2 separate regions of the Homo sapiens genome follow, and region 1 is linked to region 2. The links are chromatin contacts, found by Hi-C or POLR2A ChIA-PET in ENCODE. All regions are on one chromosome and are shown on one strand. The core of a region is the stretch at or near the end of the contact, and the rest is flanking DNA. Distances in the headings are between cores, read along the strand shown.

Region 1 (2,700 bases), core at 1-2,500, 150 kb before region 2:
TCGGCCCAGTGCCGTGGCTCACGTCTGTAATCCCAGCACTTTGGGAGGCTGAGGCGGGTGGATCATGAGGTCAGGAGTTCGAGACCAGCCTGACTAACATGGTGAAACCCCGTTTCTACTAAAAGTACAAAAAATTAGCTGGGTGTGGTGTCATGCGCCTGTAATCCCAGCTACTCAGGAGGCTGAGGCAGGAGAATTGCTTGAATCTGGGAGGCAGAGGTTGCAGTGAGTGGAGATGGCGCCACTGCACTCTAGCCTGGGCAACAGAAGGTGGCTCTGTCTCAAAAAAAAAAAAAAGTACCTTCTCAATGAGGCTTTCCCTGAGTACCCTATTTAAAACTGCACCCCACTACTCCACTACTCCCTAGCACATATCTCTGTCTAACACACTGGATATTTTTGTCTTGCTTTATATTACCTCCTAGAATGTAACTTCCATTTGGGCAAGAACTTTTGCCTGTTATGTTCAGAGCTGTGGACCATACCAAGAACAGTGCCTAGCACAAAATGCATGCTCAATAAATTTACATGAATGAATGAATAAAGGAATATATGAATGAATGAATTTACCTTCTTTACTGCTATCAGATATAAGATGAGTAGACAGGCTAAAATCATACTGTGAAACTCAATATGCTGTGAAACTCAAGACACCAGATTTTAGTCTAATTCCAATTTACAGGGCAAGAAACCTAAGTAAAAGGGTATTAAACATAGACTAAATACACGGGCCAGCAGTTGGCATGCTATGTGAGGTGCTTCATCTAGGCTCTTGGGTGAACTATAGATGTTTACAATAAAGGTAACCAGATATCTGTCTGTACTTTATCCATTGGAAGATAGGACTGTTTTAGAGAATTAGGATAAGGGGGAGAGAAGTGAAGTTATTTCTCAAGAGACAGGGTGAGTAGGCTGCTATCTATCACCAAGCAATCTACTACATCCTGGCCTCTTTTAAGTTTTCAGTGAATTAGTAAGTCTAAACTCTTAGGTGTAGTGGGCTCATGACACTTGGGTTGCATACATCTCTGGCTACAAAAATGTGCTGATAAGAATATGTGATAGACATAATATTCTAACATGAATGTGAGCGCAATTCCACAGTTAGAAATCTCACATAACATCAAATTCCAGAGAGTTAAAAAAATTCACCTGGTCCACTCTGTTGGAAAGTCCCCGTTGTTGAAGATGTTTATCCTGGAGAAAGAGGGCACCTTCAAAGTGGCGAAAGGCTAAGATAGGAGTGTGGACAAAATATCAGCAGCATCCCATGGCAACACATTCCTGTCGTAAGCATCACACTCTTCCAAAGAAAAGATCAAGCTGCATTTAAGTTTCAGGTGGGGCATGTTTATTTCAGGTAAGCAGTTGATAAAATAAGATTCCAATCTACAAAGTCATGTGGATGACTCTGCAGTGTGTGACCTCAATGCCACCTCCTTCGGGGCAAACTCCAGCCTATGGCTGATCTCTACTGCACCTAGATGGCATAGCACATGCTTTAGCATGTGACTACAATCTGCTTGGTGCTGTGTCCAGGTTGTTAGCCAGCACTGCGCCTCTCCTCCTGTGTCCATCATGAGCATCAGCCTCTCCAGCCCTGATGTTCAGAACACAGTTACCTTATCTCCTCATTTGCTTTTATTACTAAAAATCCCTTTCATTTCTTGTTTTCCCATCTCTCTTTCTTTTCCCCTACTCTCCACCCATTACAGAGTCAGTATTCAAAAAAAAGTGGAGATTGGGAACAGGTGTGGAAAAGAGTCGAAGTACTCATACTTCTCATTTCAAGCCCTTCTGCTGGTTAAAATTATAAATGCCAGGAGTCAGCCCTTTCAACAAAAAGGAAAGGAATCTGGGGGAATTCTTGTGGAAGTAGAGAAGATATTATGGAAGAAAGGTATTTTTGTAAGATCTTGTCTAGAATAGGGCGGTGGAGAAGAGGGCTTAGAAAGAGGGACCGGGGTGAGGCAGGATGAGAAGGGGAGTGAGAGTAAGAGAGAAAATAAACTTACAGATTCTTAGAGAAGAAGGAGGGAGAAGAAATCCACCCAAGGGAATATCAAAGATAACTCAGCAGGGAAGAGCTGGGGCTAGGGAATGAGAGATGAAGATGAGCTGATTTAATGCTTTAAATCTAAGCCAAGAAAACTGAGTGACAAGGAACTGTGACATCTGTGACTTATTTTGACAGTGTCTTGTTTTGGGCAGTGTGAGGGAGTGTCAGGGTTTTGAGTTACTTGTACATGGAGCTGTCTTGGTTCTCAGGACAGCAATAGAAGAGATGGAGCATCGAGCAAGACAGCAGGTGAGAGAGAGAGAGTGTGTGTGTGTGTGTGCTACATTTGAACACCTTAAAGGAGACTCACCTCCTGCCAACTATATGTGGAGCCAGGATCTCCGCACATCCCTATGCTGTGATAGCTACAGGGGATCGTGGCTTCACTTCCAGGGGAACCTTAGATCATACAAGATGGGAACTGCTCTTAGCTCTCCTGTCTTCCGCCACCAAGTTTCCAAAGAGACTTCCTGGAGTAGGAATGATCTTTTCACCCTCATCAACACTGGTAGAGGACTTTTCTCTGAGTAGAAAGTACATGACACATCATGCATTGGTTGCAAACACCAATACAGTAGGAAGTAAAGCAGCATTTTAGCTGAGATCGAAGGCCAAGTCAGTGTGAGAGACAGAGCATAAAC
Region 2 (2,814 bases), core at 246-2,745:
CACCTTACTTTCTCCCTCAGTTCTTGTGGTTAATTAGCAAGATGACAGGTCAGCTAGGGTATGGGTGGAGTCAAAGTTGTAGGATACCCTCAGAAAATCAGCTCTTCAGAGTTCAAGCTGCCTCCATCCTTTCTGACATTTGATTTATCCCCTACCAGGCTATGAAGCCTTGACTTTATAGTATAAACCTCTAATCAGATAAGCGGATCACAAAACCATCTTTATTCTCAAGACCACTGCTCTATTGCCCTAACCATCCTTGAGCCATCTCAGGGTAGAGGCATCAGCCTTCAGGAGTTACATAGGCACTGGCAGATCATCATAATAAGGACGGGTTGCCAACCTGCTCAGGTTACAGTGAATGCTGATGGGTAGAGTCTGCTTTGAATTTCTCTGACAAGAGGGAGATACAATGTATTTGGTTCACCCAATTCATTTTAAGGGATTTGGTTCCCAGATTTCCTGCAATCGGAATCATGGCCCATTTTCACAGCCACTAGAGCATTAAATTCGTGTATACAAAATAAAGGACTAGAAAACATGTAAACCTAAAAATGTTTAAGCTAAAATTGTGGTACAGATGTTATCTGAGTCCCATAAATCAGTATTCAGAAATATTGTCTTACTGTCAGAAGCAAACAGCAAACAGAGACTTGCATTAGCTATGTGTCTAGATAATGGCAAAAATTAAGTACAGTATTGTTTAGAAATCATAGGCTGGCAGATCTCTTTTCCTTTTCAGGGTTTAAAGAAAGCATAACCTTCTCTGTTGCATTTAACAAAGGAAAAAAAAGGATTTTCTTGTTTTTTGTGCGTACACCCTGCCTAGGGATGAGTTATTCATCAAAATAAGCTTCCTTGTGTTTTAGAATTTGAGAATTTAGAATACTGAGCATTCTCTAACACATCGCCCTAAACATGCTAGTTTGATTCTGAAGCCTTTTTTCCATTTTGTCAAGTTCACCCTCTGAAAGGGACAGTGAAAAATTAGGGGTTGGCTCCACCTGGTGCTTTGATTAGAAAATTACACCTCCATGTATGAGGGCTGTCAACGGACAGTGTGCCCTCTTGCGCACGGAAACAGTAAAAATACTACATAAATATTACTTAAAAATACTAAAACTACCCCACAAGAGTGACCAGTTAACTCACTTTCCATGCAGGGTGCTAAGGACTATTTTTGTATGGTTGTTTTAGTGTCTGTTGCTATGGAACAAATCATCTTAAAATATAGAAGCTTAAGACAACAAAATCATTTATTATCTCCCACGGTGTCTATGGGCCAGGAATTCAGAAGGAGCTCTGTCGGGTGGTTCTGCCTGGAGGCTTCTTTCACATGAGATCGCAATCAGACAGTACTTGGGGTTATTGTAAAGCCTCATTCGCTCCCGTGTCTGGTGTCTGAGCTGATAAGACTGGACAGGCTGGGGTGGGAGCTTCTCTCTGTCTCTATGTAGTCCCTCTTTAGGGTTTCTCAAGCATAGCCAGACTTGTTTCATGTTGGCTCAGAACATCCAAGGTGGTGTCCCCAGAAAGAGAGCCAGGAGGAAGCCGTGTTGCTTTTTATGATCCAGCCTCAGAGGTCAGGAAATGTCACTTCTGCTGTGTTCTGTTGATAGAGGTAATTGCAAACGTCTACCCAGGTTCAAGGGAAGGGAACATAGCCTCCACCCCTCAATACAGGAATGTCAGTGTCACGTCAGAAGAAGAGCATGTGGGATGGGATATATATTTGTGCATCATCTTTGTAAAAATACAATCAACCACAATTGTTTTATTTAATCATCCTTCACCGTAAATGAAGTTGCTTCGATATATCATTATCCCAATTTTACATTTAAGTGAAAGCAGAAGGAAACATTAAAGATCTTCTTACGCCCTTTCGGTGTCATACTAGAGCATTGCCTAATAAGCTGTCAAAAGTGTCATCTGTACACGATTCTCAGTCTTGGCGCTATTGAAATTTTGGTCTGGGTAATTCTTTGCCGTGGGGGCTGTTCAGGGCGTAATAGGTCATTTAGCAGTATCCCTGGCCCCTGCCCACCAGACACCAGTAGCACACCTTCATCCCTTTAGTTGCGATAGCCACAAATGTCTCCAGACATTGTCAGATATCTCTGGGGTGAGGAGAGGGCAAATGTTCCCCCAGTTGGGAAGTTTTACAGGAAGAAAGTTACTTTGATTATTTGCTATTGATGAAGGTGAGACTCTTGTAAAGTTAATGTTAACTTGTGGAGGATCATTATGTTGCAATTCATTTCTGTCCAGTAGGAAATATAAATCCTACAGATTATAGTTGTGTTGTTTTATAATTTACCAGTTTCAACTTCACTTGCAGTCTTATTCCAGCATTCTTTTTGTTCATTGACTATATATAGTAATTTTTCTTCTCCTTCTTCATTCATTGATAAGTTAAATAAACCTTTGTCACATGTGTGCATACACACACACACACACACACAAACGCACACACACACCAGCTCCTTGGCAGAATGCAGAGTGAGAATTCTCTCCAATATGGGGATATGGAGCTATTATGATCTCCCTTCAAGAAAGAACTTGTAGATTAGCTGTGAGGGTGCAGTTAGGTGATGGCCTTGGTTGCAGTGCCTCTGGTTGCTTAGCCACAGCAGTTGAGCTGAGGCCATGCTTTTCCTAGGCAGACCTTTAACAGCTAATGAGCACAGTGGGCGTGCCAGGGCCTGGCCCTTTCTGTTCATCATGGAACTTCTCCAACAGGCAGCCTTTGCTCTGGAGCTCTCTGTTGGGCTGGCTGAGACTTTTGCAGGACAGCACTGCAGTTTGAGACTCTTC

Evidence for each region. A loop is a pair of places that touch in the nucleus more often than their neighbours do. ChIA-PET counts read pairs that join two places held with the same protein, here RNA polymerase II (POLR2A). Pooled maps may share reads with other maps.
Region 1: a loop to region 2 is called in a map of PC-9, with 10 times the contacts of the local background. The contact joins two enhancer-like sites. A Hi-C loop is called at or near these places in 6 of 168 maps with a recorded cell type or tissue (B cell, Caco-2, Calu3 and 3 more), 7 of 37 single-sample maps with no recorded cell type and 8 of 50 pooled maps. POLR2A ChIA-PET finds 5 or more read pairs at or near these places in 1 of 52 experiments (WTC11).

What each region holds. Positions count from the first base shown.
Region 1 is chr6:11,343,146-11,345,845 of GRCh38, forward strand. It overlaps a transcript of NEDD9 not described here. Among named protein-coding and RNA genes, the nearest start is that of NEDD9, 110 kb to the left of the region's middle. RefSeq lists an enhancer at 812-2,011. Within about 2 kb of position 1,251, at least 5 of the 41 ENCODE cell types and tissues checked have a DNase peak (open chromatin) inside an H3K27ac peak, as active enhancers do.
Region 2 is chr6:11,495,381-11,498,194 of GRCh38, forward strand. The region is part of intron 3 of LOC105374928 (a long non-coding RNA gene); the gene reads left to right. Among named protein-coding and RNA genes, the nearest start is that of TMEM170B, 41 kb to the right of the region's middle. Within about 2 kb of position 1,496, at least 3 of the 41 ENCODE cell types and tissues checked have a DNase peak (open chromatin) inside an H3K27ac peak, as active enhancers do.